Regions from separate parts of the Mus musculus genome. Here all the other regions are linked to region 1. A link is a loop called in an ENCODE intact Hi-C map of the cell type or tissue named here. Cell type or tissue: left cerebral cortex. All regions are shown on one strand. Each heading gives the region's core, and the rest is flanking DNA. Links, peaks and the distances in the headings are about the cores only. Region 1 holds the start of Kcnv1 (potassium channel, subfamily V, member 1). Region 2 has its middle 19 kb from the start of Gm33852. Region 3 has its middle 52 kb from the start of Gm23343. Region 4 holds the start of Gm33852 (a long non-coding RNA gene).

Region 1 (7,743 bases), core at 1,748-6,747:
ATTTAGAATAAAAAAAAGCATTTATATTTAAATTTATCTGTAAAGAAAAGATTTCCACTGACTCCTGCATATTATGACTCCATTTTTATAACAAATCTTTTCAAATAATACAGCTTTTAAATCGAGCAAATAAAGTCAAATCTACATCTTCAACCTATGTGACACCTATGTAATTTTAATGGAAAATTATTTTAATGGTCTCCTCTTTGTTTTATGTAACATAATAAATAATAATAATAATAATAATAATAATAATAATAATAATGTCTGTTTTGAAACGTTCTTTGGTTTATAAATGATGTTATATAATGTCAGATATTTAGTGTGGTGCCTATCACATAGTAAATATTTAGTGTAAATGAGGGGGTGGAAATCAGGAAAAATGTCCTAAAACATTAAAAATAAAAAACACGGAAGGATTTAGAGGGAAGAAAAGAGAGAAGTTGATGTCATTCAATTATAATTTCAAAAATTAAATAATGTATTTTTTAAGCTATCATTTCAAAAACTAGAAGAATGGCAGGTAACATTCTCTATCTCATCTAATTTTGAAACAGTAGCATAAAGTACAATCATTTCTACTGTTAAACACATGAGAAAATGAGGCAACTTATTAAGTTTATATGTCCAACAGAATGCAAAGCATGAATTAAACATGTAAAGGTAGTATCTATTTGTATCATGATATTATTGTCATCATCCCAATCCTCGGTGTATGCTGCTATCTCCATAACAGACTAGGCTATAAAAATGAGCTCTTGGTTACTTCCAAAGATAATTGCCTCCCCTTGGAAGGAATCCAGAACAAACCCACATTAAGCTAAATTCTGCATTAGAGTGGGCTGTCATACAGTTGGGAGGATTTATTCCAAGCACCTAGAAGGCACATGAAAGATGAATACATAGAAGTCATCAGATTTTTTTTCCTTTGAACATATCCCAATGCTGCGAAGAAAAGGAGATTACAAAAGGTATTTTAAAAGGTCCACACAATTGACTATTCTGGTTGTCAACCACTGCAAAATCAAATACAGGGCATTGTGATGCATGAATTGCATAAAGTGCTTTCTCTTTTTTCAATGAATAACAAAATTTAAGACAATTTCATGTAAACATATAAGCCTAGAGTGATAGGGTTTAAAATAAAAAAAAAGTAGAATTGTCCCAAGTTGACTTTTTAAAAGCTTTTATTCAAGATATTTTCTTTTTTTTTTTCAATTTTCCCATCAAATCATCTTATCCAATTATAAAATCTGTGAAGTTAAAATATTTTGGCTATAAAATAAGTGAATGTATATTTCTTAAATAAAACTTCAGTGAGTTAAGATCATATCTCTGTGTTGTTATTTTGAAACATTAATATTTTAAAGCATTAATAGTAATTTCACAGAAGCATTATGGTATGCCATCCAGATGGATCACATATAAGCCAAGTATGAAATTAATGTGAATAATATTTTCATAAACCAAATAAATGGTTTTATAATAGAATTTCCAACATGATGACTTCTAACACTTATTTTCACAGTTGTCATCAACTGAGCTAGATACCTTGAAATCTGTCATGATGACAATGCCTGTCTTTATGTGCATTGTGAGAATTCACACACTTAGCAATGGGCTTCATGCTTAAAAAGTCTTCATTTGTATTTCAGTATGTGTGGCATATGTGTGATGGATGTGCACTGTGGATGGTATGTGTGCCTGAATAGGCACAAAGACTAGATGAGGACTTAGCCTGTCCTGCTCTTTCTTGCTCTGCCTTATTCCTTCCCTTGAGACAGGATCACACTGAACCCCGACTTACACTGATGTCCCACAAGCCCCAGTAATTTCTCTTTCCCCTTTACAGCAATGGAATTACAGGCAATGCACGACGTATGGGTTTTGGGTTTTCGAAATGTGAACCCGGGTCTTCTTGCTTGCACAGCAAGTGTTCCTAGTGACTGAACCATATCCTTGTATCCCTAATGGTAAATATTATAATTACTTCCTTAGGACACCATCACAACTGAAAGTCAGGAATCTGGCAATGTGACCCACAAGCCCCACTCATTTTCCTCACCTAAAGTAATGTTGTAAAAATTTACCCATTTCTTTTCTATAATCTGTAAGGCTAGTCTAGAAATTTATTATTGATCATAAGACTTAATAGAACTATGAACTTTTGCCTCTTTTCAATGACTAAATCATCTGTAATTGAGATGAAGTTTTATCCTTAATAAAAAAGGGCACTCTGTTAGCTTTTAAAACAACATGATATCTAACCTTATAACCTTATGATGAACAGGTTACTGGAATAACTCATATATTCTGCTGGGAAGAGTTCCTTAGGAGAAGTAAAAGTCAAGAGAATGGAAAGCTACTAATAGAAGCATAACCTAGAAACTTCAGAGTTAAAAGGATTTATTGAAATTTCTCCTCAGTTCTTACTGGATAACGGAAAGCCCCACAAGAAGGAATTTTCATCTGTTTTCTTCATAACGCCTAGCAAGCACATCATTAACTCTGACCATTCATAAGAAACAAAAGGCAAAAGTCATCCTAGGTTGATTCATTTGAAAATCAGCAAAACATGCCATCTCCACAATTAACTTGTGGAGGTAGCCTCTGAAATTTAGTACTATAGTTGAATACGTAATAGATGAGTTTAAATCACTCAACTTCTCTGTCTATTGCATTAAATGAGCACATGAATGCCTCATGGTGTTGTTATGACAAAACAAGCTATTGGAGTAATAGAGAGCCTGCCAAACTTCTCGGTATGAACTTAGCAGCCAGTAATTGATTTGCCATCTTTATTAAAACTGACTATCTTGAAGAGGCACTGAAGTCTATAACAATGAAAAGCCCCCAAAGTTGGGTGACAAAGTGAGACCTAAGCAGCCAAATGTTTGTCCCATCAACTGGAAAAGCTCTCCTCACTACAATTGTGTATGTGTGTGTGTGTGTGTGTGTGTGTGTGTGTGTGTGTGTGTGTGTGTATAAACCACTTACTAAGAAACCACAAAGTAGAGTCTGGCAAACACTGGGAAATACTGATTGTAAATGGTTGCTAGATGCAGTGATGAATCCTTCTCCATAAACATGGAGAAGTAGAATATAACTGTTCTAACCTTGCTTCACTCAGCACTTTACCACTTTGGAAACGTTGGAGTATTTTTGTGGACACAGATGGTGGGGAATGGAAATCAAATGCAGTAATTCTTGAAGCCTCTTCTGATGGATGTAATATTCAGTGTCACTAAGCACTCCTTTCCTCTCTGGCTCTAGCCTCCCTACTTCTATTCTCTAAAGAGGCTGGCCACCTAGAGCTTCTTTCAGTTCCAGCGGAGTGCTGGGCAAGGGTGGAAGCATAACTCCCACAGAATCCTGAGGCCAGGCCTGAAGCCAAGATGCATAGAGGCAGAGCAAGGCAGCAAACGCTGTCTAAGATCTGTGCTGTGAGCAGTTTCTGGCTAAGATCTATGCTGTTAGCAGTTTCCATTCTGGACTGGTGAAGTCAGAATTCTCACTTGTAGACCAGACAGATTAAAGAATACTACAATATCCGTTTGAGCTGCACTGGCTGAGCAACACCCAGGTGTGCCTGAAGTTGCAGGTGAGTCACTGCACCAGCCCTGTGTCCAACAGGTTGGCTGAAGACATAGCTCTAAGAAGCCACTAGGCACTTTGCTAATCACCTGATCTCCTGAATTTAGCTTCTGCTTTAACCGTGGGGTCGCTGTTATTTAAACTCTTGCCTCAGCCCACGCTTGTTCTATTCCTTGTCTTTCTGCCTTTCTCTTTTTCCTAAAGCATGCACTCCCCTTTGTGTTGGAGAATGTGCCCAGAATGTCTCTTCTGAGGAAATGTGCAGTGTCCCTGTGGGCACCCGGTGTGCAGAACTCCCCTAGTCCTTAGTGAGCCACTGTAACTTCAACTAAAAGGACTATTTCTCAGCTAGGAACTGAAAACCTAAGAGAGATGACAATTCATGAATGACAGATGGGAACCAGGGAGACGTGGGAAGAAATCTTGAGCAGGGTACCCCAGACATACTTCCCCATGTGTTCACAGCCTTAGAGAACATCACAGAGTGAATACCTTACAATAGATGAGGGAAGGCTATAAATCCTCAAGTTAGGACTCATTCTGCTATTGCCACCTGTTTCTGAACTTTTAGCCGCCCATTTCTTGCACCTGACAGGGTCCTCTCTGCTTCTACTCTCCAGATCTTCCCATTCCCTCCCTTGCCCAACTCTGCCACCGGAAGCCTTCAGATCTTAAATTTACACACCATGTAGGCTGGGGAGTGGGGGTTGGGAGTTCTGAATTACAAAGTTGAGAAAAGGCTCTACCTATATCTAGGAGGGGCCACCGGAACAGACTGTGTATCCTGGGTTGTTCCCTGCCTGGACGCCACACAACTGCTTGCAGGGTTCCCTCCGCGCGACCACTCCTGTGCTCCCAGCCTCATCGCTCTACCGCGCACTCGCAGCTCCCTAGCGACACCAGCCATCAAGCTGGTGGAAAGAGTAGGGGTGTGCAAGTGGGAGGCTTCTCCCTCGGGAACCTGGGAGATCCCTGCCGCCAGCAGGGGCCGTGGCACCGCCTGCGCGGGGACCCACGCTTCCATCCAGCGCCTTCCCAACTTCCCAGTGCCTTCAGGCCAAGGCGGTCAGGATGGATCTGTCACCCCGCAACCGGCCGCTACTGGACTCGTCGTCGCTGGACAGCGGTTCTCTGACCTCACTGGACTCCAGTGTCTTCTGTAGCGAGGGCGAAGGGGAACCCTTGGCTCTGGGGGACTGCTTTACAGTCAACGTGGGCGGTAGCCGCTTCGTGCTCTCGCAGCAAGCTCTGTCCTGCTTCCCGCACACGCGCCTGGGCAAACTGGCCGTAGTGGTGGCCTCCTACCGCCGCCTGGGTGCCCTGGCTGCCGCCCCCAGCCCCCTGGAGCTTTGCGATGATGCGAATCCGGTGGACAACGAGTACTTCTTTGATCGCAGCTCTCAGGCGTTCCGTTATGTCCTGCACTACTATCGCACTGGTCGCCTGCATGTCATGGAGCAGCTCTGTGCGCTCTCCTTTCTTCAGGAGATCCAGTACTGGGGCATAGATGAACTCAGCATTGACTCCTGCTGCAGGGACAGGTACCAGCAGGGCGCGGCGGTTGGGCGGGAAGGGAGGAGAGGGTGGTAAGAAAGCACAAGCAAAGACTTGAGGCTTTGTGTAAGCTTGTCTACTCCAGCTCTGCGAATAGGTGTGTCTGCGTCTTGGCTGAAGGTAAATGAATCCGAAAGTCAACTTGTGCATTGAACTTTAAAACAACAACAAAAGCCTCTTGCCCCATTTCTCCCAGAGACTAATACTCTGATTTGTTGTGAAAGTTCAAACCGGTCAGACTTGCAGTTAACATCTGATATTTTAATAGATGAGTCAGAAAAATCTATGCCCCCAAAGTTACATAGAAATAAAAAGGCTATGAAAGCCTTGCTTGAAAGACCTCATAAGGTCCTGAAGGAGAGTTGATTGGCTGGTGATAATTACTTACTGCTGTCCTGCCATTCCTATTGCTCCTTCATATATTTTTCTTTTATACACACAAATGTTACAGGTGGGAAATACATGTTCTTGTCACCAGAAAATATGTCACAAAAAATTAACTGATCTAAAGTTGCCTGCTAATGTATAAAACCTATTTGCATAAATTTCTAGTAAGAAAAAAGTGTCTTTTTAAAAGTCATAAGTAGGAAATCTGTCAGGGACCACCATGGACAAATATGAATATATATTCCTATATTTTGCACATATGAAAGTGTGACCTCTCTGTCAAATTTAATTCTCTTGTACGTCTGTGTTTTTTTTTTTTTTAATTAATCACAAAGTTGTCTTCTTTGAAAGATACTTCAGAAGAAAGGAGCTGAGTGAAACTCTTGACTTTAAGAAGGACACAGATGACCAGGAAAGTCAACATGAGAGTGAACAGGACTTCTCAAAAGGACCTTGTCCCACTGTCCGACAAAAGCTCTGGGATATTCTGGAGAAACCTGGATCTTCCACAGCAGCCCGGATCTTTGGAGTAATCTCCATCATTTTTGTGGCAGTGTCCATCGTCAACATGGCCCTGATGTCAGCTGAGCTTAGCTGGCTCAACCTACAGCTGCTGGAGATCTTGGAGTATGTGTGCATCAGCTGGTTCACCGGGGAGTTCGTTCTGCGCTTCCTATGTGTGAAAGACAGGTGCCACTTCCTGAGGAAGGTTCCAAACATCATAGACCTCCTTGCCATCTTGCCCTTCTATATAACTCTTCTGGTGGAAAGCCTGAGCGGCAGCCACACCACACAAGAGCTGGAAAATGTGGGACGTCTGGTCCAGGTCTTGAGGCTCCTCAGAGCTCTGCGCATGCTGAAACTGGGAAGGCATTCTACAGGTATTCATATTTCACTCGTGCCTTTTAATTTCGCTTTTAAAATAATCTTTAGATATATTGGCACAGAACCACCTTACATTCTTACTCACCCTCCATCTATAAAGTACTAGGAAGAAAAAACTTCAAGATGCTATCATAAGCAAAGATATCTCCTCTCTCTCTCTCTCTCTCTCTCTCTCTCTCTCTCTCTCTCTCTCTCTCTCTCTCTCTCTCATATATATACACACATACTCTTTCTGTTCACAAGACAATTTGGACATAACAATTTGATGATATTTTAAATTTAGTACTAGAACTCAGTGATATATATTTATATGGTATTATTCTTCTCAAAGGTCATATATAAAACATACATAAATGGCACATAAATTATATAATAAGCTATTTTTACCTTCCATTTCCAAGAAGTATTTGAGATGTGTGGTGTATAAAATGTATAAATACATTCTTGACTGGAGAGAAGAGTCATGGCAGAAGAAATATGGCCAGTTGTTGATGGCCTACCACTAATTTTTTATGAATAAATAAAGTTATTTTGCATTGGAAGAAAGATATATCAGTAATTAATATCTTATTCAGTATTTTAGAATTATCTTAAATTCTGAAAAATTTAAAAAATCAAATGAACATTCTCTAGAAAAATTAATATACAACATACAAACACACACACATACACACACACACACACACACACACACACACACACACACACACACACAAAACTATCCTGTTCATGAAAGCTATAGGCAATGCCAAAAGAATTCAAATAAAGCAAGGGTAAAGAATTCTTATTTTCTGAAAGTAATGGTGTCCAGGAGTAGGTTTTGTGACTATTGAATATTCTTTTTTTTTTAAATGGTTTTAGAGCTTTATTGTAGAAAGGCAGGGAGAAAGGAGAGAAGGTAGGAAGAGAGAGGCTGGCCATAGCCACGTGGAGAGAGGGGAAAACGGAGAGAGAAGGAAGACTAGAGAGTAAGAAAGGTAAAAACTTAAGGAGAGAGAGGAGGGGTCAAGCAGCCCCCTAGGGTTATCAGAGTTAGCACTTAAAGAAAAAAAGAATATTTCCACAAATTTGTTAAAATACAAATTCTTGACTTCATGTCAAATTTTAGTATGTGGATTAGTTTCTGGACCATGCACTTTAATAAATATGCAAATATTTTTAGCTAGATCATTTGGGAGCCATATCTTTTGAGAAACACTGGAGTAACATGCATAATAATACAATACAAACACATATGTGCACATACAAATATGTTTACAGAGTACTACTCCCGTGAATATATACAAAGATCTATCTGAATGACCACTGGAAAAATGGCAGTAG
Region 2 (7,743 bases), core at 1,315-6,314, 260 kb after region 1:
GTATTAGACAGATTTTTCCTAGCCAAGAGTTAGATAAAAGGCAGTACATTTGACATGGTGCCAGTTGAAGTCATTAATCCTGAAGATAACAATACAGGCCTGCCAGTCAGCAAGCATCATCAAGAAAAAAAGAAAAAAAGGTTGTCTTCATTGAAATCATCTACATGTCTAGACTTTGATGTGTCCATTGATGAATTAACTTATGAGAAATACCTAAAAAAATTCCCTTTGTTGTTTCAGTTGGGTTAATGATGACTTGTTTTGATTGCTGAATCAAGTTCCCTGCTATTTCTTACTAGACATGCATGAAAATTAGAATAGCCCCGACCTGTATGTTTGATAAATGCCAAACTGTTAGATATTATATTAAATTTAGAACTATCACATCAATATTTTGTAACTAGAGACAAAAATCACTTAAAAATAAATTACCTTTATGCAAAGTATGTTTGGATAGCAGTTAGTAATTCAAATAAATCCACAAACGTCATCTTCAAAGAGATCTCCTTCCCATTAAAAAACACACCCTGAGTCCCTCTCCTCAGCTCCTAGCAATTGCTAAGCTGTTTTCTGTCTCCATAGATTTGCATACTCAGTATATTTCAAAATATACAGTCATATAATACATTTTCTTTGCCTTTTTTCCTTTATCCTTTCAAGGAAAGCCATTTTAATAGAATGAGTTGTTAACTGCTGATTGGAACAAGCTCAATAATTCCAACCCAAGTTGCCTTTGGAATAATGGCCATTGTTCCTATCAGTAAATCACCACTTGATGTGATGAACGACGCTGAGCGCTGGGGTAAATCCAAGCCAAATCCAGCCTTACCCACTCATTGCCTTCCCTAATCTTGCTGCTCTCTATCTTGGGTGCTTGGCAATAGCTTGAATAAAATGCATACATCCACCTACTCATCTTTTTCTGTCCTTACATATACTCATCCCTAGAAGGCATTTTTACTTTTTGATCACCCTAATGTAATCTGGTTTTGGTTCCACATGCCTGCAATTCCAGCCTTTGAGAGCCACAGGCAGAAGGATTGCAAAACCAGCCTGGATTATATAAGACCCTGTCTTGAAATTCAAAATATAAGAAAGAAAACAAGTTAAAACATCACCCTGCATTTAAAAGCTCCCATATGAAACTTCCTCTGGCATGTTCTCTATGCACACACTTTCTCTACCTGGTACCTCTGCTGTTGGACTTACTATGGACGACACTATTAAATGTTTATGAATAAGTACTCCAGTAGATATTGGAAATTCTTATCTCTAATGTTTGTCCCAATGCCTATTACTAAGAAACCAATAAATTTTTGAATACATAAAAATGAGGAAATGGACAAAATGCCCACAAATAGTCTGTGAAGCACATTTAGATAAATTTGGACAACAGTGGATCCCAAAGCAGCATTAGCACCAGCATAGGCAACCTCAACACTTGATCAAAATGTGAGTTCATAGCCTCAACTCAAAACCTACTGAGTCATATATAGAGACCCCCTTCCCAGCAATCCATTGTTAACAAGAACCCCTGGTTACTGATATACACAGTTTATACACATTCCTGAAAACAGAGAAGACAGGAACAACTATCTTAACACAGTCTCTTGAAAACCACACATGGGTACCTGAGAGGTTCAAAAGGTAAAACCACTCACCACCAAGGCCCACAGCCTGAACTGAATGCCTGAGACTCACAAAATAGAAGGCAGAACAGACTCCTGAAAGTTGTCTTCTACCTGCAATTAGATGCTGTGGCATACATCACCACCCCCACCTATACATACTACTGTAATAAAATTAAGTTCAAAGGCCAATGCTTTTTCCAGAAGCCATGCTTTCCAGTTTTCTGTGTTCAGAGGTTGCTCATTGATAGCAGTCTGAAAGACTCCTTTTTCTGCTTCTCCACACTTCCATGCTGAAGTCTCTGGGATCATGCTTCTAGTCTCAAATCTCTATTCATTCTTGCCATGAATATTGTTTGTATAATAGCAACCATTTATTTCTCCAGTACCAACCTATCTGAAGGCACCTTGTGTGAATGTGCCTTCTCAGTGCTCCTACTTAAATCCTTATTATAATAGCACTTATCTTTACCACTCAAATCACAACTTTGTATTTTCACTGTCTGGATCACTTACATAACATTATCCTCAAATTCAGTAGTTTTAGGTTGCATGCATTTATTATCTTACACCTTTGTGGACCAGACAGGAATCTGGTATAAGCAGGACCCAACTGGGAAGGAATTAACTCCAAAACTCATTGAGGTATCCACACTTTGTCTTCACAACTGTTGGGTTGAGGGTCTAAATTCCTTACTGTGTGAACCTATTGACTGATATTGTCACTAAAACCAGCAAGAGAGACAGTCTTCTGGGAAGATGGAAGTCACTGTTTTCTGTAAGCTACTCACAGGTCTGGCATCTCCTCAGTTTTCCCCTAAACTAAACATTGGAAGTGAACCCCTTAGTGGACGTCACAGTAAAGAAGAAAATTGATTACCCAAGCTTCTGGATTCAAGGAAATTGGAATCCCAGAACACATTTCACAACCCTACCTCCTACTTTCTTAAGCATGTTTCATGTGGGTAAACACGGGGCTATGAAAGAATTATTTTTCTAACTTTAAGACAAGTCTGCTAGAAATGGTGAAGCTTATAAGTTTTGTCAAATTCACCTAACCAGTCAGAGACTCGTTAGGATTTGAACTTACTGGCTCCACACTATTCTGCCTGTGATCTTTGCATCTCTATGGTTGAATTTTTGTGTTGAATATATAATTCATCGCCTTATTCTTTACTTTTTCTTGTTAATGCTTACCTTTTTGTGACTAAACCCATCATGTGTTATCATCTTTAAATATCTAATAACATCAATGATTTCAGAAGCAATAGGCCTAGATATTTGCAAACTATGGTTCCTCAGTTTTCACACAGCAGTATCTCAATGTTAATTACTGTCACTGTTTATGTGGTAAAATGATACTGGAGTAAATTAACAAACATCTGCTTTTGTCCCAGATCCTAGCTCCTCTGGGTCTCATTGTGTTCATCTGTTAAATAAGATCATTGAAGTAGAGCCTTTATAAGGCTCTTTGGTTTATATAGCACAGCAAGATGCTGAGAGTGTGAAACACACAGTAAGTTCCACGAAGTCCCCTTGCTCCTCACACTCCTTCTTCTGGTGAGTTAGCCTGCACACTGAGACACTTCCACCCCCAGGCTTTCTGAAATTATTTACTGAATCAACAGAATTTCAGGCAGATGGTTTCTATATCCTTATGTCCTTAAAAAAAAAATCTGGCATGTGAAATGAACAGGGAGATTAAAATCTAGCTCTTCCTTTGTATTGTTTCCAGTTTTCCCTTTCTTCTCTTCTCTGCCTTTCCAGTTACCAGTGCTGTGAACTGAGAGAGCATCAGAACTTCGACCTGTCTTTATCACCACTGTGAAGTATTCTCTGAAATACATATAAGTCAAAAGAATGAATTATGATATGAAAGAATTGCTATGGCATATATCCCTTAATAGTTTTTCTATTTAAACTTTTAAACTATTTTCTCAGAGTCCTTACATGTTAACCAATCCAAGGTGGCCATTTGTAATTAAAATAAAGATCGGTTTTAATAGACTGAACTCAGCCTCACTTAATGGATATGAGTTTCTGATTTGCCAAGCTGATTTATGGCTTTTTTGAATTTTATCAACTATTAAACAGCTCATTTTTGGAAAGATTTATTAATGAAAAGTATACTTAGGTAACCAGAATGTTGCAATATAAATCAATATAAACCTGAAAGTGATAGTCACACAAGACTGTTCCATTCATCTCAATATTATGCAACATCACACAAACAGAGGCTTTTTATGCTTGAGTTGTTACCCACCCAGGCAGTCCAGGAGAAAAAATATCAAAGCACTGTCTGACTAGGGCTGTGTGAACATCCAAATAAAGTCCAAAGCCGATAATTACAGTTTTCTTCATACAGCAGATACTCAATGATCACTGAATATCTGAAAAACAAAAGATGAGAAAAACCAAACATCAAGGAATTTAGGATCTAAAGAACTGAGTCTACTTTGTTTTATTTCCAGGTGTTTTTCTAGAGTGGCTTCACAGCTAGATATGAGAAACAAAGGGACTGAGGCTTTTCATTGAAGGATATTAGCTATATGCTGTGCCACGTGAAATGCAATAGAAGTTCATAACAGAGATCATTCCTTGTGAACTCATATGCCACTGGATCTTGGTGTTAGAAGTAGGGGGCAGCCCCAGTACAGGGGAACGCCAGGGCCAAAAAGGGGGAGTGGGTGGGTAGGGGGTTGGGGGGGTGGGTATGGGGGACCTTTGGGATAGCATTGAAAATGTAAACGAGGAAAATACCTAATAAAGAAAAAAAAGAAAAGAAAAAAAAAAAAGAAGTAGGGGCAGTGAGTAAAGGTAGTTGCTTACAAACCAAAAGACTTGAACTAAATCATCAGGACTTCTGAATGGTTTCTTCTGATCTCCCCTGTAGTACACACACACACACACACACACACACACACACACACACACACACACACAAATATAAAATAAATAATTAAAATTATGATAAGCTGAAAAATGGAAACAGAATCTACAAACACAAAATCTCAGTGGCAAAGTCACAGGGTAGTGATTGACTATAAACAAGGTAAAGGAATAAGCAAGTGAGACATAAGAAACCCAAATAAACATGATATAAGGATAAAAGTCTTTACTAAAGTCCATCTACATGTTTGCAGTGGCTTTTGACCTACCTGTGGGATGTACAAAATATTCCCTTGAATAAAAAACAATCAAGCAAAGGTCTCCATTCTGGGCAATTCTGACAAAAAATACAAACACTAGTGTTCTGGGTAATATTTGCTTTCCAGGACTGCAATAATAAAGAGTATCAGACTCATGACTTCCTCAACAGAAACATATTTCCCTCACTCCTATTGGCTGGAGATCTGAAAATAGAAGGGCTGGTTTCTTCTCTCTTCCTGGTACCCCCTGGACCATGTCCTCCATGCATCTTCACATACTTTTCCTTCAAGAAGTCCTAACCTCTTTTTATACATGACACCTGTGATTCTGGACTAAGCTTATAAAAATTTTTGTCAATATTGTAAAAGATTCTGTCCTAAAATGTAATCATTTTCTGAGACAACACAGGTCAGAACGTCAGCATGTGAACTGGGGAGGAGAAGACAATGTAGAACACACAGATATGCTCACATGGAGTTAAGAGCAGAACAATGCAATTATACAACAAGAGGGTAGGCAAAGGGCCACAGGAAAGACTGACAGATGCCACATAATTTTACAGATATAATAACAGAAAATTTTTAAAGGAAAAAAAGGACCTTGTAAAGAAAACCCTGAGATGCAAAATGTAGTGTTAGAAAATATATTCCTGACTTCTCTGTGTTCTTCGCTCAGGTAACTATAAATTCTCACACACTACACTTGGGGTCTGTTATGCATACTTACACTACAGTGGTATATCCCTTACACTACAGGGAGGAGAAGAGCTCACAAGGCCTGGGAATCTCACAAAACTTAGAAAATTAGGGGAGCTCAGAAAATTGTGAGAGTCACAAGGCCTTTCTTCCAACACCAGGTTATAAGAACATTAAACAATCTCTGGGGGCGGGGCGGGAAGAGACCCTCTTCAGTGCAGCTGCCTGCAAATTGTGCAATGAGATTCTGGGATGCAACTTCTGGTCATCCATGGGGAGATGAGGTTAGGTGATGTAGCTACCCAAGGGACACCTAGGCTTCCATAAGGAATCTGAGTCAACTCACCGACTCACCAAGCTAGATGTGAGTAGGTTTTTTTTGGTTTTTTTGGGTTTTTTTTGTTTTTTTTTCTATCATAACTGCCCTATCTGAGATGAATAGATATGAGCTTATATTTTCCCAGAAAAAGTCACAGATGGAAACCTTAGACACCCCGTATTTCACTAGGGAAAGCAGTGTCTTCTCCAAAGACAACTTTGATAATTGGTGACAAAACCTGATTCACACTTAATGTTCTTTCCACCACTACATAGTGCCTGAAAAAAAAAAAAAAACAAAAAACAAAAAACACCATTCCAGTGATCATAGTTTTTTGGTTTTTGTTTTTAAAGAAAAAAAAACTTATTTTTGCAACGGACTTAGAAATCTGTATTGCCTTGCTATACAGGTGAAATGTGACTGTACCATCAAGGTCTGTACTGAAAGATATAGGATCTACTAGGCACATATCCCTAAATAAATTGAAGCCACTAAGTTTTAACAAACTAAAAGTCTAGTTCTTCTGTTTTCCTGGCTATATTCCAAATGCTTGCGGGCCTATATGTGTTTGGAAGCTACCATAGCAGACAGTACAGATATACAGAAGACTCTAATTCAGCAAGTACCCCTGGGACATACCAGTCCAGCATATTGGAGAAAGCATGGAAGCTTTTTTTTTTCCAGAAAGTCTTATGAAGCTTAACGGTGAAGAATTTTTCAAATAGCAAGTGACAGCTTATTTCTAATACAAATGCATGTGTTCACAGCACAAAGAAGTCTCTCACAAAAACCTCTGTTGTAAATTTCAACTTCGTATTGGCCTTTATTTAAACAAAGCTCAACTTTTCTAGAAGTCTACAGTCATAAAGACACATTGCTGATACTCCCTAATATAAATTATGTTGGATAATCTCAAATGACCAAATATAAATCAAGGTTATTCCAAAAACTCCCCCTTCCTAAAGAAACTCTGGATTTTTCTCTCACATATAACATACTACCGATATGCCTGAATGATATTTTATTACAATGTTTAAGCTCTAGTGAAGAATTCCTCTGCCCATATGTAAATTTTAAGACAAGAATTTACTGCTAAAACTTTTCCTAACTTCACAAAAAATGCATTATAATATAAAACTACAAAACACTACAACCTTTATATTTCAACAATGACAAATTTTATGAGGTTATAGTTGTAGAGATGTGAATGAATATTCTGAGAGGTATCAGTGACATAGATACCAGCAGACCTCTGGGTAGAATTTGCCTTAAGGACAGGCTCAAAATCCCAGATAGAGTACATCTCAAAGGATAGTACATCTCAGCGGTACCCCACAAACCACAGAAAAGATTTTTCTAAACAACAAGAGCTCATAACTTCTCTACAAACCTACTAAGTTGGAATCTCCGTTAGCAGAATATTGTTCTTCCCATCTTTATAAGCTCCTTGGATAATTCTTCTTCTACTACAATTTAAGGCAAACATGAATTATGAAATAAAATGGAAAACCCATATGCTTGATATATGTCTGTAGTGAGGGATTATTAGTCATCCCGGCTATAACAGTTCCATACAAGGTGGAGAAGAACATCATTTATAAAGCAGATAGCATTAAATGTTTTGTGGCTGTTTTCTTATTCTGAAACCGGAATACTGACAGTATTTTCAATTATAATTAGAAAACGCCTCACTCCTCCAAACAGTTACCTAACCTGCATACACAATTATATGGTCTTCCTGAACATGTAGGAGAGAGAAAAACAACTTCTGACAGTCATTTTTAAGTTTTTCTGATTTTAGAGCCTTTCTTTTATTAGCTTGCAATTTTTTCACTGTAAAAATCAGATGTGCCCTAAATGTACATCTAATGAACTGAAACTGCACGTGAAATACTGACAATTAGTAAAAGACATCACAATGTGAAAACATTAGTCAATTCTTTTAAAAAGG
Region 3 (7,743 bases), core at 1,000-5,999, 220 kb after region 1:
GTACACACCTTTATAATATGAACTATTTGTTCTCCAAATGATTACTTGAATTTCAGTTTAGAATACATAGTTTAGATTGGTAGGGTCATATCAGCACAGCATAGCTCATTACATAATAAAATACTTTATTTTCCAAACAAAAACCTAGTGTCTAACTAACACATAACAACAACAAAAAAGTTGGCAAGTGTACTTACATACAGTATAGGACAGGATAAAGAATACAAATTCTTAACTTGGCAGTTTCCTCTAAACCTTATGGTATTCTTCTGGACTGAACACACTAATGGTCCACTGTAGTCAAAACTGAGGTACATAATCGCCTTTACAAAATGATGAACAAAGGACTAGGAATTAAGAAACGTCTGTGATGTTCCCCAAATCTCATCATAGAACATGAGGAGAATGAAAGATTGTAGGAACCAGGGGACCAGAAATTAAGGCTACAGCCCTGGTACCCTATCAATATGACTACTGAAACAAGACCTGAAACATTAAAAAATCAGTGGTCATGCTAACACAGAAGGGAAAAAAATCTCACAAAGTCCCACCCTAGACAAAATACTATAAGCAACTCAGAAAGAGAATTAGGCTCTCCTAGGCATGAGATCCCTAATTGGCAATCCAATATAAAGTGGCCTCCAGGAAATCATATACACATGAGCCAAATTGCATTGACTCAAGAAGTTGTTATTTATATATTTATACATATATAAAACATAACAATAATGGTCAAAAGAAGCCATCAATTTAGCAGGAATGAGAGGACTTGGCAGGATCTAGAGAGAGGATAGAGAAAGGAGGAAGTGATATAACTATATACTAATTCAAAATTTTAATTAAAATATATATATTTATATATTAAAAGGGGACGAAATAACCATGAAGCCAGATATCTGCCAATCAGCTATGTTTTTGGAAAGCTGAAGTGGTATTCCTTTTCTCTAAAATAGTAAGGAACACACTGGTGTTGGGAATATCAATAAGAAGTTTCATGGTTTTCCATAGAACAACAGGACAGTAAAAGGTATTTCCTGGAAACAGACTCCCCAGTGTCCATTTGCAAAACAGGATGCCACGACAGTATTTAACTGTCATAAAAATAAAGAGAAAGACCACGGTGACAGCCAAGAAGACTTGATCCACAAGAGTTGTGATAGTGGCTTATATACCATGGTGATTGTTGATACAAGATACGTAAGCAAGGCAACAATAAGAGCACTTCTTAAAACCAACAACAAAAATCAAAGCTCTTCAAGGATATTGGTACTATAATACTGTTATTATTCCTTTCCAGAAGCCAAGTCTGAGCTGTTTCTCAATTCTGTCACATAGCTATCTTCCCAATCTTTACCCAGGAGTGAATTATGCATATATAATTACACATTTATTATACATATGAAATGAGGAATAGGATATTCATTTTAGAAAGGCATATGAGAATTTGATGGTGTGATTTACTGTAGAGATGTTATACTCAGTCCCATAACCTCTCAGTTCATTCTGTCATCACCTCCAGATTCTGGGATAGACAGCTTTCCCCATTCAAATGCTGATTCTTTCTGTTCTGTCTAAGGGCTCCTCCAGTACCACAAGAACTCCCACCTCCAGGATGTCCTAAACTCTCAGGGTCATAGATAACCCTGTTTCCTTTTCCTCTTCCTCTTCCATCAGTAGGGTGGTACTGAGACAAATTCTTCATGGTTTCTTAGATGGCTTCCCAAAGAATTATACCTTAATTATCTACACATCACCAGTAACCCATTATTTACTCTCCTTTTGGCATTTCTCCTTTCTCAACTTTCATAGTTTCTGTAGAAATTGGTGGGATCACTTCCTAGATAAAAACATGTGTAATAAAGGCACTGTCTCAGTATCTGTTGTTAGGTAAAACTAAATTTAAAAGATCCTTCCTTCCTCGACAAAACTCCTGTATTGTGTAATTTAGAAGATGTCCCAATTTTTTAAGGCAAGTTTCCTGGAACAAATTCAGAAATATGTGGAACCAGTTGAGGATCTAAAAGTAGATACTTTAAGTGAAAGTCTCATAGTCTATGTAGACATTATATAAAACATTTACAAGATCAGTTATAGTTAAATACAGGGATCTCAGTCTCTTTTCACCTTTGAAATTGTCAAATTTCAGTACTATTTAGCACAGGAAAAATCACAAAGCCTTCCAGGAACTATAATAATTTGAATGGGCTGTATATAGGGAAGCAGGAAGATTCACTTTGCTCCGTGCAAGTGTTGCTTTCAGTGAGCTTAGGAGGTATGTCATTGTCTGTGGAAAGAGTCATTGCTCTGATGGGCTTTTTCCAAGCAACAGAGGGTGGAGGTGACTTTAAATTTTCATTAGCTTCATTATGCCACATCCTGCTTCTCATCCTGCTTGGCTGCTATGAGAGAGCAATTACTTGATGAGCTCTTTTAGAAGAAGGAAAATGCTAAATGATGTTCATTTAGTGGCAACTTAAAAATCTGATCTCATCTCAGAGCCGGGATTTCTGCTACAGGAGAAGACCAGAGAGTAATTTCCCTTAAAAATTATGACATGTGGCCCCATTGTTCAAGTGAGCAATCCTTTCATTGATTATTGAGAATTTCAACTAGCTTCTAATGTTAACATGACAAGATTGTATTTGATGAATAAAAAATAGTTAAATCATGCCTTTAACTTGGCACTACTTAAAACAAACTTACTCAGGTTGCTAACACCCTGTTTTTATTTTTTTTATTTTTAAATGTCTTGCTGTAATTCCTAGGGAATATAATTCAAATGATTTATTATTGAATTTTGTGCACAGACTGGTTTCCTCCTCCTTCCAAAGCATAATAAACCAGAAGAGATAATCCAAGTAACTTCAGAGACCACACCGAAATATATGAACTAAATGCCACCGTATCTGCTTGGGTAACAAAATATTCCACCATCAAGTGGTTTGAACTTCAGAGAAATCCATCTGAATACTTGCTGTTACTTTCACCTTGCCTAGAAGACTTAGAATTAACACATATGAGTATGCGGTAAAGCATCAACAAAGTTTGGAGATTCTAAAGCAGAGAAGAGAATGAAAAGAGGGATAGATACACAGAATAAGTAATATGTACACAGTATTTACCATTGATGAGCAAATAAAGCCTGCATTCTCATATCATAAAAAGAAATTCTACTATAATGCAACCACACAGTTTGTCTTCTCCCAATACTTCTACTCAACCAGAGGCAAGAAGGTGGTTCCACTTGAGATAAGATTTTTGAGCCACAAACTCATTCTAAATGTTGCTTTTTTTGAGGCAGTGCTCCAAACCCTCAGTGTTAGTATAGACTGCTAATTTTATCGACAGCCTAGCCAAGCTAGAGGGAAGGAAGTGACTGCACATCTGTTCCCACTACAATGCCAGCTTTCCTTCCTGACACTGAGTTTTCAGAGAGCAGAGAGTGGGAGTGTTTAAATAGGGTACCATGAAGATGAATCAAAGATAGCTGCTTACAAATAAGTACATTTCTTCTCATGTAGCCTCATTTTGTTAAAAAATAAAATGGATTGCCTGTGGTATTCCACTTTAATTTGGAAAAAAATCTCTTTATATTTCTGATCCCTTTATATATTTCTGTTTGTTTGTATGACATAAAACATAATACACATTTTATGAGACAGAGAATAGCATGCTATATATCTATGTCTGTGTGTTTATATATATGTATATACACACACAATTTATAACATGATTGAATCAGGGCAATCAATACTCTTATTACCTTCAAACATGTACAATTTCTGTGAGTTTGAAATCAATAACTAGTTCTAGTTATTTTGTACTTTTGAGAATAATGGAAGCACAAGCTGAGTAGAAAAGATCAACCATCATTGTGATAATTAATCTTGATTGTTACCTTTACATCTCTAGAACTATTTAGGAGCTGAACCTCTGGAGGAAATAGTGAAGGAGTTTATAGATTGAATTAAAGGAGAAGGAAAGAGCTACTCTAAATGCAGGCAATACTATTTCCTGGGCTGTGGTCCCTGCCTGAATGAAAAAAGAAACTGGGAAGAGTACTAGTATTCACTTACTTTGTTTCCTGAAAGTAGATACAGTGTGATCTAAAAAAATGGAATCTATGGAATTTGTCAAGCTATTTCAATGCAACCACATTTCTCTATCAGCTGTTTGGGACTATCATATTTTCTCTTCATATATCTTAAATATCAACAAATTAAACAAGAAAGGAATATATATTTTTCTTTAGACTGTGAACAAAGAAGTATTTGTTTTTACTCATAGATCAGGAAGAAAAGAAGACAAATCACAAAATCATATAGATATGATTTCATAATAGAATGAGTTATATCTTCCTTGGACAAAGGGTCCATAAGGCACACATGTAGGAAGCAGGTCCAGAATAAACAGTGATTGCATTCCTTTATAAAGCTTGGATATTATTATATTCGAATTCCTTTATTCTTTGAAACAAATAATATCTGAGGATAGAAGGAGGAAATAATATCTAAAGGAGATGATAATATCTAAAGGAGATGAACTAACTTAATTATAATTACTCAGTAAACTGGCTGGTGAGATGGTTCAGTGTTAAGAGCACTGACTACTCTTGTAGAAAACCCAGGTTTAGTTTCCCAAAACCCACATTTCAGCCTGTGTCTCTCCAGTTCCAGGGGATCCAATGTTCAGTGAAAATGCTTGAATATAAAAAGAAAAAAAATGTAGATAAGAGTATAGATCAGTGGAGCTATTGAGTACGGCTAGAAAAGAGAGTGTATATTAGAAGGAGAATAAATGATGGTTAGAGCTAGAAAATACACTACAGCCATCCATCCCTGAACTGTTTACGTAATAAATATGAATGTAGTGTGTGTTCACACTGAGCCATTTTTGCCTGTTAACTGAGAAGGGCACCAATGAGGAGCAAAAGAGAAACAATGATGAAGAAAACAAGATGGAGGTCGACCAGATGGAGGGCAGGCAAAGAGATCAGTTGGACAGATGTAGCAATTTGTCAACTTGTGCAGAGGAGGACATAGATTAGAAAGAAAATGGACTGAAGGGATCACTCAGAGGAACTTTGGACAAAAATATTCCTTCCAGGTTGCACTACAGGAATTGTCACTATCTCCTCTCCATTCTACAGTACTTTGTACTTTGTTTATATCAAATGCATTTGGTGTATTTGAGTATATCAGCATATACTTGGAGAACTGGGATTTTTTTTCACGAACCCATTTCCACATAATATCTGGAACTGATATTTTTAAAACCATCTGTAAGTTATAATTATTTTCTTATATACTCCAAACATCAAGATATTTTTGTATAATGCTTACTTTTGAATATTAAGATAGTTGGGCTACCCAGAAACTTAGAATACCCAAGATACAATTTGCAAAACACAAGAAAATCAAAAAGAAAGAAGACCAACGCGTGGGTACTTCATTCCTCCTTAGAATAAGGGACAAAATACCCCTGGAAGGAGTTACAGAGACAAAGTTTGAAGCTAAGATGAAAGGATGGACCATCCAGAGACTTCCCTACCCAGGGATCCATCCCATAATCAGCCACCAAACGCAGACACTATTGCATATGCCAACAAGATTATGCTAAAAGGACCCTGATATAACTGTCTCTTGTGAGGCTATGCCAGTGCCTGGCAAATACAAAAATGGATGCTCACAGTCATCTATAGGATGGAACACAGGGCCCCCCAGTGGAGGAGCTAGAGAAAGTACCCAAGGAGCTGAAGGGGTTTGCAACCCTATAAGTGGAACAACAATATGAACTAACCAGTACCCCTGGAACTCGTGTCTCTACCTGCATATGTACCAGAAGATGGCCTAATCGGCCATCACTGGGAAGACAGGCCCCTTAGTCTTGCAAACTTTATATGCCCCAGTACAGGGGAATGCCAGGGCCAAGAAGTGAGAGTGGGTGGGTAGGGGAGTAGGGTGGGAGGAGAATATAGGAGACTTTCAGGATAGCATTTGAAATGTAAATGAAGAAAATATCTAATAAAAAAATTTTTTAAAAAGATAGTTGGGCTACAGTTAAAAAAAAAAAAAAAAAAAAAAAGGCCTCAGCCTCAGAACTGGCTGGGGTCATGCTACAATGTTGCATGTCTTTTTTCTTTTTAATCCTCACTCCTGGGCTGGAGAACCTGTTGACTGACTGAGCGGGGTTGGTCAGATAGCACCTCAACATCAGGGCACCAGTAAGCAGGGTACAGTGAAGGACTCCACAGGAATTGGAAACACGTGCAAAGGAAAGTAAAGAATATTTGGGCCAACACTGAATAAACCTTGTAGAAGGACAAGGTAATGGTAAAATGTGTTTTGTGCATGTGTTTAGAGCTATGGTAAAATCTAGAGAAGCAAAGGTAATTCTCATAGGTGCTTTTAGTCTTTGGACCCTGATAGTTTACACTCAAGACATGGGAGAGTGGATTTGAGAAAAGCAGTACTTCCCAACTATCCGGGGATGCTTTGGTGAAGGAGAAGGAAAATGAATGTAAGCTGTTTCAAGCGTTCCTAGGACAGGAGGAGGAGGTTGGAAGACATCCTGCCTCCTCTCTGGCTACTACTGGAGGAATGCTTGGTTCTGGGTCTCTTAAATAGGATGTCTAGGTCCCTTTGGGATGTCTAATTCTCTTCCCTCTCTGTCTGTTGTCTGTTCTTGGGATGCCAATCTGTGCAGGTCCATCAAAACTGACTGTTTTACATCTGTGGTTTTGTTTTATGGTTTGACTGATTGTTTGTTGTTCTGATTCATGTTCAAAAGGAAAAAAAAAAAAAAACAGTTAAAACTTTATCTGCTGGTTGCTCAGCCCTTGATTTAGTTTTAACTCATTTCAAAAAATAAGAGAAAAGAAATAAATAAGTAAAAAAACAGTCTCAATTGGCTTTTGGAGCCCTGCACCTATAGTTAAGAGTCTAGCACAGCTGGAGAAAAGCTGCCAGGAGATGATTGTCTGCAAAAGCTGCTCTTAAAGGAACCAGCAGCTTCTCAAGGTGTATGTTAAGGGAACTGATGGCTGTGCTTCCTACAAAAATCTCTGTGACTGTGATTACTGGGTTCAGCAGATGACAAAGTGTTCCTTTCTTGAAATTACAGCTAGGAAAGTTAAGAATTTTGTCTGATTTAAATAAGTAAATGTAAGCAGCCACTTCATTTTTGTCTCTGACTGGTTTTAAAAGTATAAATATGTTCTGCATGTCTTGGCTATAGATTATTAGCTTATAAATTATTGGGTATGATTAAAAAATTTTAACATTGGTAGCAGAAATTTGGGTTAAAATTGGTAACTCATGGTTGGAGTAATTCAGAAATACATGAGGCATAAGCCAAGACAGGGAAACAGGTCTCTAAAGATACTTCTAAATTGGGAAAATATTCTATGTAACTACCAGACTTATAAAAGATAGGATTTAGGGCAGTGTCTCTTTGAGGTATTGGATGCTGCACCGTCTTGCGTTCATGTGCAGGAATGGGAAGCCACACTTTGTAGCATGGAGGTGACTCACTTGGTGTCTTTGCAGAGACTGGATTGATTGTTGGAGGTTGAGTTTTGCTTTCCAAAGTTGTAGTTGTGTAAAAGAAACTTAAAAATTATGGTTAAACTGCCAGTGTTCCATTGGCTGCAGTTTGCAGTTTGGTCACAGGCACAAGATTTTTAACTCACCCATATTTGGAATTAAGATGATTATTAGAGTAATAAAAGATAAAAACAGCTGT
Region 4 (7,743 bases), core at 988-5,987, 280 kb after region 1:
GCAACAGTGTTTTTAGCTGCTATATTTTTACTTTCCTTTTTGTTGTTTTGTTTCCTTGACAATAAATCTATATACTCCCTGTAGCAAGAATTGCTTTTTACTGGTTTTTTTGGTTGGTTGGTTTTTAAGCAGGGTCTCACTTTCTAGTAATGGTTAGCCTAAAATTGTCTCTGTTGACCAGGCTAGTCTTGAAGTCACAGAGAACTAGCAGCTTCTGCCTAGGATTAAAGATATACCAAACACATTTGGCCCAAAACAATAGTTCTTTTGTATAGTCTTTCATAATTCCAAATACAAATGTCTTTTGATTTCAATAAATAGCATAAGGGGTGAACAATAGTAGTAATTACCACTAGATGTATGATTAGTAAGTCCCAGGTCAAGGAGCCTGTGGATAGCATAATATCATCACCATGTGCAGATGAGATGCAGGTAGCCCACACATGTCCTGAAGCCTGTCTGGGATGGAGAATAAGAATCAAAGCCTTTTAAAGTTCACAGTTCACAATCTATTCCTCTATCACTGTCCCAAATTAATTATTTCCATTTGTTAAGCCTCTACTATGGGCCTGGGTATGCCTGGCACTTCACAGGATAGTTCACACTCAGCAAAACACAGTTGGCAAATAGTATCAGTTTTGCTTTATGAATGAGAAAACCATAGCTCAGGGGGCGGGGTGGTCTACCACCTGACTAAGGAAGGACTCTCCAGGAACGGAAGCCATGGATGCTCAACTCGGCTGCACAATTGCACTCACTGTGTATGTGCTGCCTGGCAGCTGAAAGATCTGTTTAAATACATGCTATGTATGCACTGAGGTCACTGAACTTTGTCAGAGTTCACAGAGTCCTTATTCTGTGAGGTTATAGTCACAAAAGCTGCTTCACCTGGAAGCAGCACCTCCCTTTTGCCTTCTTTCATGGACTGGTGTTAAACTTCAATATCAAGAGAAAAGAATTGATAGGTGACAACAAGGAAAGGGGTTTCCCCAATCCCTTTGGTTTTGGCAGGGTTTAGGTTATCTTAGCATGTCTTTTCTTCTCTCATTTGCCTATATTTCTGTGAAAGAAACCAAGATTATGAAAAAGATGGAGAAAGCTAAAGAGGTGACCATTCCTCTATGCCTTAATTACCTATAGATTTAAAAAAAATGGCAGCTGGACAGTAAAGCTCCCAGTGTGTCCCTGAGTAGTGTGACTAACCTTACAGAAGCTTTCTAAAGACTGATTTTTAAAAAAATCATTAGGCATTCACTTTTAAATGTCATAATAAACAATAATAATGTTTACATATGTATACATGTATGTTTAATCCTTGACACTGTCATGCATATACATGTATGAATATGATAAAATCCACTTCTCACTCTCACTCCAAATCCCACCAGTACTCCACAACATATTTCCCTCCCAGCTTCAAGTCCCCTTTTTATAATTTTTATTATTTATTTATGTTTTCTTGCTGTGTCCAGTCGTTGCTGCCCATATGTGCAAGGGCTTGGGATCCTCTATTGGGGCCACACTCCAAAAGAAAAGTAACCATCTTTACAGATGAGCACTCTCAGCCAATTATTTTCAGCACGTTGAATGATGATACATCTCTGCATTAACCACACCCACTGCCATAAGAGGTTTCTCTGATCAAGGATGATCAATCATAAATCAATGGGTATAAACATATATATTTATAAGGCAATATGATTATAAGACCACTTAGAAAAAACACCAATAGTTGCTCCCCTAGAGCCTTTAAATCCCCTAGCCATGGATTTGACAATCTTTAAAGTATATGAATTTCTGTCTATGGAACAGGTCTCAAATTAATTCAAATAAGTAGTTGGTTACTCCTATATGCAGTCTTGCCACTATTGCAGTGGATACATAATGACTGGCAGGTTAGTATTATAACATACAGGGTGCATACCTGGGTGGGACCATTTATGTCTTTTATCCTTTAGCAGCCAGCACAGCAGCCTCCAACCTTTGAATGTTAACAGTAAGGAGAGTTTTCCTGTCAGTTCAAGACTGGTTTCTTTGTGTGCCATAACAAAAGCATATGGTGTCTTCAGAAATAGGTGTTATCATCTAGTTATGGTGCACAATAACTAGAGCAATGGTAATACATAGCCTGACATGATCTGGGTGACTCTTGTGCATTTCTAACTCATAGGGAGTTAACATTTACCGAACACTGAGATTTTCATATAATGGACCATGTCTTCTGAAACCAGATTTCTTATTTGTTCATATATATATATATATATATATATGAACAAATATATATATGTGTGTGTGTGTGTGTGTGTGTATATATTTCAAACACCATATGTGTGTATATATATACACACATATACATATATATATAGAGAGAGAATTATATAGTGTATATATATATATAATATGCATAATATGCATATATATCTATTTCTTTAAATTGGCTTTCATCTAGTAAGTTTTCATAAGGCCTCTCCATAAAGTCTTTTGTTTTTGTTTTCTTTTTTTTTGGGGGGGGGGTGGGGTCGAGACAAGGTTTCTCTGTATAGCCCTGGCTGTCCTGGAACTTATGCTTTTGTGTGCCTGGGGCATCCAGGAACAAAATTCAAATTCTACACTTAATAATCCAAGAGTCCAGTCTTCAGAAGGAGAAGTCTTTGAAAATAGATAAAATAAACTAATAATAAACGAGGAGGATTTGCTGAGGAGAATGATGACTCCAGGGAGAATCGAGAGCCCGAGCCAAGCTCCCCAGCACAGTCCTGAATTGCATGGCTGTCAGTCAAGCCCTTGATTCCCCTGTGCAGTAGATCAGCAAAGCCAGCATCTCCATCTCCAGCATCTGTACTTACACCCTGCTGGGCTTTGCTTGTGCGGTTGCTTTGTTTGCTGTGTCTTTGGGTGGGTGAGTTTGCTCTGCTTTGCTTTATTTCAAAGAAAAACTTCAGTTCTGAACTTTGATCCTTATGCAGCCAATGCTTTGATAATATCAGAGGCCAAATATATCTTATCAGTGTAGACAAAGCCCTAAGGTTTCTAGCATGTTCTTCTGTCTGCTCCTTCCCACCACCACTCCGCCCAGCCTGCATGTTAAAGACCTGAACTGGAAGCCTAAGTCTTTCTGAGCTCTGCTGTCTTCTGAAGCTTGATCCCCACCTCCGGCACCAAGGAGTTTTGAAAAACGTCTTTAATTCAAGAAAATACTTTGTGCAATTTTAGTATCTGCATTATGACTTCTTGTGACCGATTTTCACAGAACCAAGTAGGGCTTCTCAAAATTACATCTGTAAACACAGGGACAGTGGGGGGTATGGAGGGGAAGGCTGAGGAAATGAGCCTATAATAAGTGGAGAAGGGAGGGGCAAGGAGGGAAGGAATAAAACCCGGGGTTTTCTGGGTGTTTTTGTTTCCTGCAGCTGGATGACGGTATATTTTTGTTGTTTACTTCTGCCATCTAGTGGTTACTATAGAGTAATGCCTAAATCAGAGTGGTCTAAATCGAACACCTTTTTCATTATTTTTATTTAAAAATTTTCAGACACGTACACATGTATTTTATCATGTTCAGCCCTCTCTTCCCTCTCTGATATTTCTTGGATCCTCCATTCATGCCATTCTTAACTAAAACCGCTTCTAATTCTATTTATGTATCGTTTTTAAAACTGATTAAATCCAACTGGTATTATCCAGTATTTATCTTTGCAACAAGTCCTGCGCCATTCTGTCTGTGACTGATCCATGTTTGTCATTGTCAACAGGAAGCCATATCTTGAAAACAAAGACGAATTTGGAGAAGTCATAGATTTCTCTCAGCCAGCATCATTCACTGGGTAAAGTATCTCTTATTTAAAATTCTACTGGGTCAACCAATTGTTTTTTCTAAATATTGAATATGCATTTTAACTGCTAATTGTATCCTCAAAGCAAAACAATTGAACAAAGCAATAAAATAGAACTATAGTTTCTGAGTATTTTAACTAAAAATCAAAAATACATGCACTGCCCTTTTTTAAAAGTTATATTATAACCTCACACATATTACATATAGTCATTTGTACCAATTTTTTAAGTTTCATTTTAAATAACTTATTTTAAAATTGAGAACAAATAAAATGGGAAATATTTTTAGAGAAGGTTACATTTGAGACATGGTTGACTAGGCAGTAAAGGACAATAGTACACAGGTAGAAGAATTTGTTGACTCAAAGATCTCCAGGCAGACCCAAAAAGTCCTGCTATGTAGCTCAGTCTTGCTATGAACTTGCAGTTTTCCTGCCTATAGTCCTCTGTGTTTGGGATTGCAGGCATGCACTGCAATGCCTATGTAATTTTGAAACCTTTCCATGGAGGTGAGGAGTGCAGTTTTGCAAGGAGGTATGTTACAGGGGCCATGTTATAGGGTGCCATGTTACAAGATGCTATGTTACAGGGTGAAGTGCTGTAGTCTGTTGTGTTTCAGGGTACAGAGGTGCAAGGAGATGTGCTGCAGTGTGATGTGTTGCAGGATGCTGTGTCACTGAGTGCTGCCTTTTAGAGTCCTGTCTGAAAGCATGCAGTGTGCAAGGTGTAGTGTGTTACAGGGTGTAGTGTTGTAGGGTGCTTTCTTGCAAAGGGTCATGTCATATGGTGCAATATTGTAGGTTACAGTGTTGCAAAATGCTGTCTTACAGAGTGCTGTCTTGCAGCATGCAATGTGCAGGGTACAGGGTTGCAGCATGTGGTGTTACAGCATGCAGTGTTACAGCAAGCAGTGTTGCAGTGTGCAGTTTTGCTGGGTGCCATGCAGCAGGGTGCAGTTTTACAGAGTGCTGCCTTGAAGGGTGCTGTGTTGCAGGGTGCATTGTTGGCAGGGTGCTGTGTTGCTGTTTCCTACTTACTGTGAATACCACAGTGCACTGCAGAAGTTGGTAAAGGATCAGGAACAAATCTAACTGTGGATAAGAATTGCACACCTACCTGCAGTGAGAGGTCTGCACTTTAAAATCAGAAATAATGCTTCTTTGTGTTAAAGGAGAAAAGAAAATACAAGGAAAGCTCTGTGTAAGAAGTAATAAGCTACACACATGGCTGGCTTTCTGGAAGAGAAATTTGCAATAGTAATAAAATAGACCCAGGTTTAGACATATGGATGACAAGCCCAAAGTTGAGAAGTGGCAAGCAAAAGCAGAAAAGTTCGGATATGTTTTGAAAAATAGAAAAGTAAGCAGACAAGCGTTGAGCTGGATCTTCAAAAATCCCAAGGAAACCTTTTTAATGTAACTCACACATATAGATATATCTGTATTTTCTAGTATAAAAGAAACAGTTATTGACTTCCTGGAGTCCCCAGATAGGTAAGATGGGAAAAGTAGGCTTGTGTAACAAGGTCCTCTGTTCATATTTTCACCACCAACCAGATTTCTCCAAGGACTGCTTCCCAGTTCTATGCTGGGCATCATGTCATTTGTCCTTTTCTGCCTTTCTTCCGTCTTGTTCCAACTCTCTGAGCTACCTGTGTTCAACCACTACTGCTCCCTCTATACTATTTGTTTTTCCCAAGGACCTTGCAGCCAGCAACTTTTCTACCTGCATACTATTACCCTTTGTTTCATCTCTTTTCAGTTAGCAGTATGAGAGTTACACTAGTCCAAGTTTAATGTGAACCTGAAATGAGAACATTATTCAAGCTCTGTGTTTTTAAACTTGTAGCAATGGAGAGAAGAAAATTTCTACTTATTGCCAGGAATTCCTCACTTAAGTTTCAATGAACCACAAGCACTTAAAACCTATGAACCTTCAGCTGATTGTCCTTTGGTCCAACAGGACCTGGCATATGTTGTTATGCTAGTCACCCTGTAACTGGATGACTTTTCCATGTCCTGGATCCCTGACTGCAGTACGACTGCAGGCAAATTTCGTTTTAAATGTCTTTACTAGTTTTGTTTTATTGGGCTCATCAATGACCATCATCCCTTGAACAGTAGTTATGGTCTTCTGCCATTTCCAAATCTAATGTCATACTTCTCACCCAACATTCTACTTTTGTTCCATCAAATATTTTTATAAAGATGATTATACAATTATTTTTGCATGTCTGTTTGTTTATTATCCATGTTCTTTTCCTAGAAGAAAACTAAGGCATAACATTATGTTCTCTGAAAGCATGTTTATTGCCAAAATTAATCAGAGCCACCCACCACCATCCCCAACAGGAAGCACATGAATAATTATCTGAAGGAAGTTTAATAAGGAATTATTGGTAGAATGACTATCACTTAGTCTCTGCCTAGTGAGGGATAGTACCAGGAAGTACTCTTTTCAATCTCAAACCTGAAGGTTGGGAAGAAAACACAACTAGAAACACGGGACCAGGGGACCTAAGTGAACAGGCCCCAGGTAACAAGAGCAGGGACCTGCAGTAGAGGTGTGCTAGCCTTTGGACACTTTGTGTGAAAATCATTGCTTCCACTTCTCTCTCTCTTCCATAAACAAAATTCCCTAACTGAGGCTGCCTGAGGCCAAACCCCCAAAGAAAGCAAACAGCTCCTCTAGATCAGCCTCCTGGCCACAGAGCATGGTGACAAGTAGATCTGCAAGAATGATGGGAACACATCCAGAAGGTGATCATACCCAGTACTGTGAGAGGGTCTGACCTGGAACAGATCCTAGCAATGCATGTGTCGTCTACAAATAGTATCTTGCCTGGGAATGCAAACATGAACAAATCGCCTGTTTAAAAGCTGGAGGCTAGACTCAGCCTCTGTTAAGAGCACTTATTGCTCTTATAGAGGACCCAGATTTTTCAGTACCACGCATGGTGGCTTACAAGCATCTGTAACTCCAGTTCCAGGTGATCTGGCACCCTCTTCTGGCCTTTTCTTTACACTGCATGCATGTATATACAGGTAAAACCAATTTGATTTCCCTGTAGACCAATTTTTACCCAGCAAGAGACTAAAGATAACTGCTCCCAGAATGGCACAAATGAGCAAGACTCACGGCTGTGAAGGACAAGTGTCTGGTTGTGCAGTGTATTAAAAACACAATTATAACCTTTCAGAGAGCTAAGACTAGGACTGAAATTGGAAGGGAGGGATTGTACACTAGAGGGCAGTATCGGCCGTTCATCTTTGTTTGAAAGCCTTTGTAGAAACGTTTGAGGAGCATCCTATACCCTGTCATTCAAGTCTCAGCATCTCACAGCACATAGCAAGGAATTCCTCACTTCCTCAGGCAAGTTCATTTGAGCCAAAACACGTGTTTTATTCAAGGTCATAAAGCTTTCAGGACTGGACACATATTCAGTTATGGAGAAATGAAAAAGAAGCCTGCAAGGAAAGGGGAATCCATTAAAAATGCATGCACTGAGCAGTGAGGATTGGGGCTAAGTTGATCATGATGCTTTGGAAGTGGCTATTCTGCTATGACAGCCTTCGACTTTCATGGAAGTCTTTGAACTATCTGAATTAGTGAGGTAAATAAAAATGAAATAAACACAGACGCCATGAAAAAGGGAATGTCAAAATCTATGTAATCCGTCTGAATAATTCAAAACCCAAGAAGATGACACCTAAATAATAATAAAAATGCCTTCAAAATGATCGCTTTCCTTCCTTCACCTAAATCATGACCTTGGAATTCAAAGTAAGATACAAAAATATGCATTTCCATGTGACAACAATCCTTATGAAATACTGAGAAGTAGGCTTTTATGACTCAAATATTAAATCTGTTCAGATAGTAGAGGTCTGAACTCTCAGGGGCAAACCA

The links. Hi-C counts contacts between places; a loop is a spot of excess contacts. Peaks named below come from ENCODE experiments on the same cell type or tissue, not always from the same donor. Only the 100,000 strongest peaks of a DNase experiment are listed, where the experiment ranks them.
Region 2: it touches region 1 in a loop (2.3-fold over the local background); 3 of 42 quality-filtered maps call a loop at or near these places.
Region 3: it touches region 1 in a loop (5-fold over the local background); 4 of 42 quality-filtered maps call a loop at or near these places.
Region 4: it touches region 1 in a loop (7-fold over the local background); 6 of 42 quality-filtered maps call a loop at or near these places.

Annotation. Positions count from the first base shown.
Region 1 is chr15:45,111,563-45,119,305 of GRCm38, reverse strand. Kcnv1 (potassium channel, subfamily V, member 1) reads left to right here and starts at 4,372. Exons shown (of 3, transcript NM_026200.3): 1 at 4,372-5,135; 2 at 5,887-6,416. The coding sequence starts at 4,666. In left cerebral cortex, for the core only: a CTCF peak has its summit at 4,581; DNase peaks (open chromatin) are centred at 4,501, 5,048, 6,199, 6,305 and 2 more places; H3K4me3 peaks cover 3,605 bases; H3K27ac peaks cover 4,300 bases.
Region 2 is chr15:44,852,739-44,860,481 of GRCm38, reverse strand. No RefSeq gene overlaps it. Among named protein-coding and RNA genes, the nearest start is that of Gm33852, 19 kb to the right of the region's middle. In left cerebral cortex, for the core only: no CTCF peak of the experiment used is centred there; a DNase peak (open chromatin) is centred at 3,208; H3K27ac peaks cover 1,767 bases.
Region 3 is chr15:44,892,043-44,899,785 of GRCm38, reverse strand. No RefSeq gene overlaps it. Among named protein-coding and RNA genes, the nearest start is that of Gm23343, 52 kb to the left of the region's middle. In left cerebral cortex, for the core only: a CTCF peak has its summit at 5,714; DNase peaks (open chromatin) are centred at 2,011, 2,258 and 3,362; H3K27ac peaks cover 2,726 bases.
Region 4 is chr15:44,832,099-44,839,841 of GRCm38, reverse strand. Gm33852 (a long non-coding RNA gene) reads left to right here and starts at 2,708. Exons shown (of 3, transcript XR_875330.2): 1 at 2,708-2,899; 2 at 3,753-3,824. In left cerebral cortex, for the core only: a CTCF peak has its summit at 3,457 (motif pointing left); a DNase peak (open chromatin) is centred at 3,297; H3K4me3 peaks cover 576 bases; H3K27ac peaks cover 792 bases.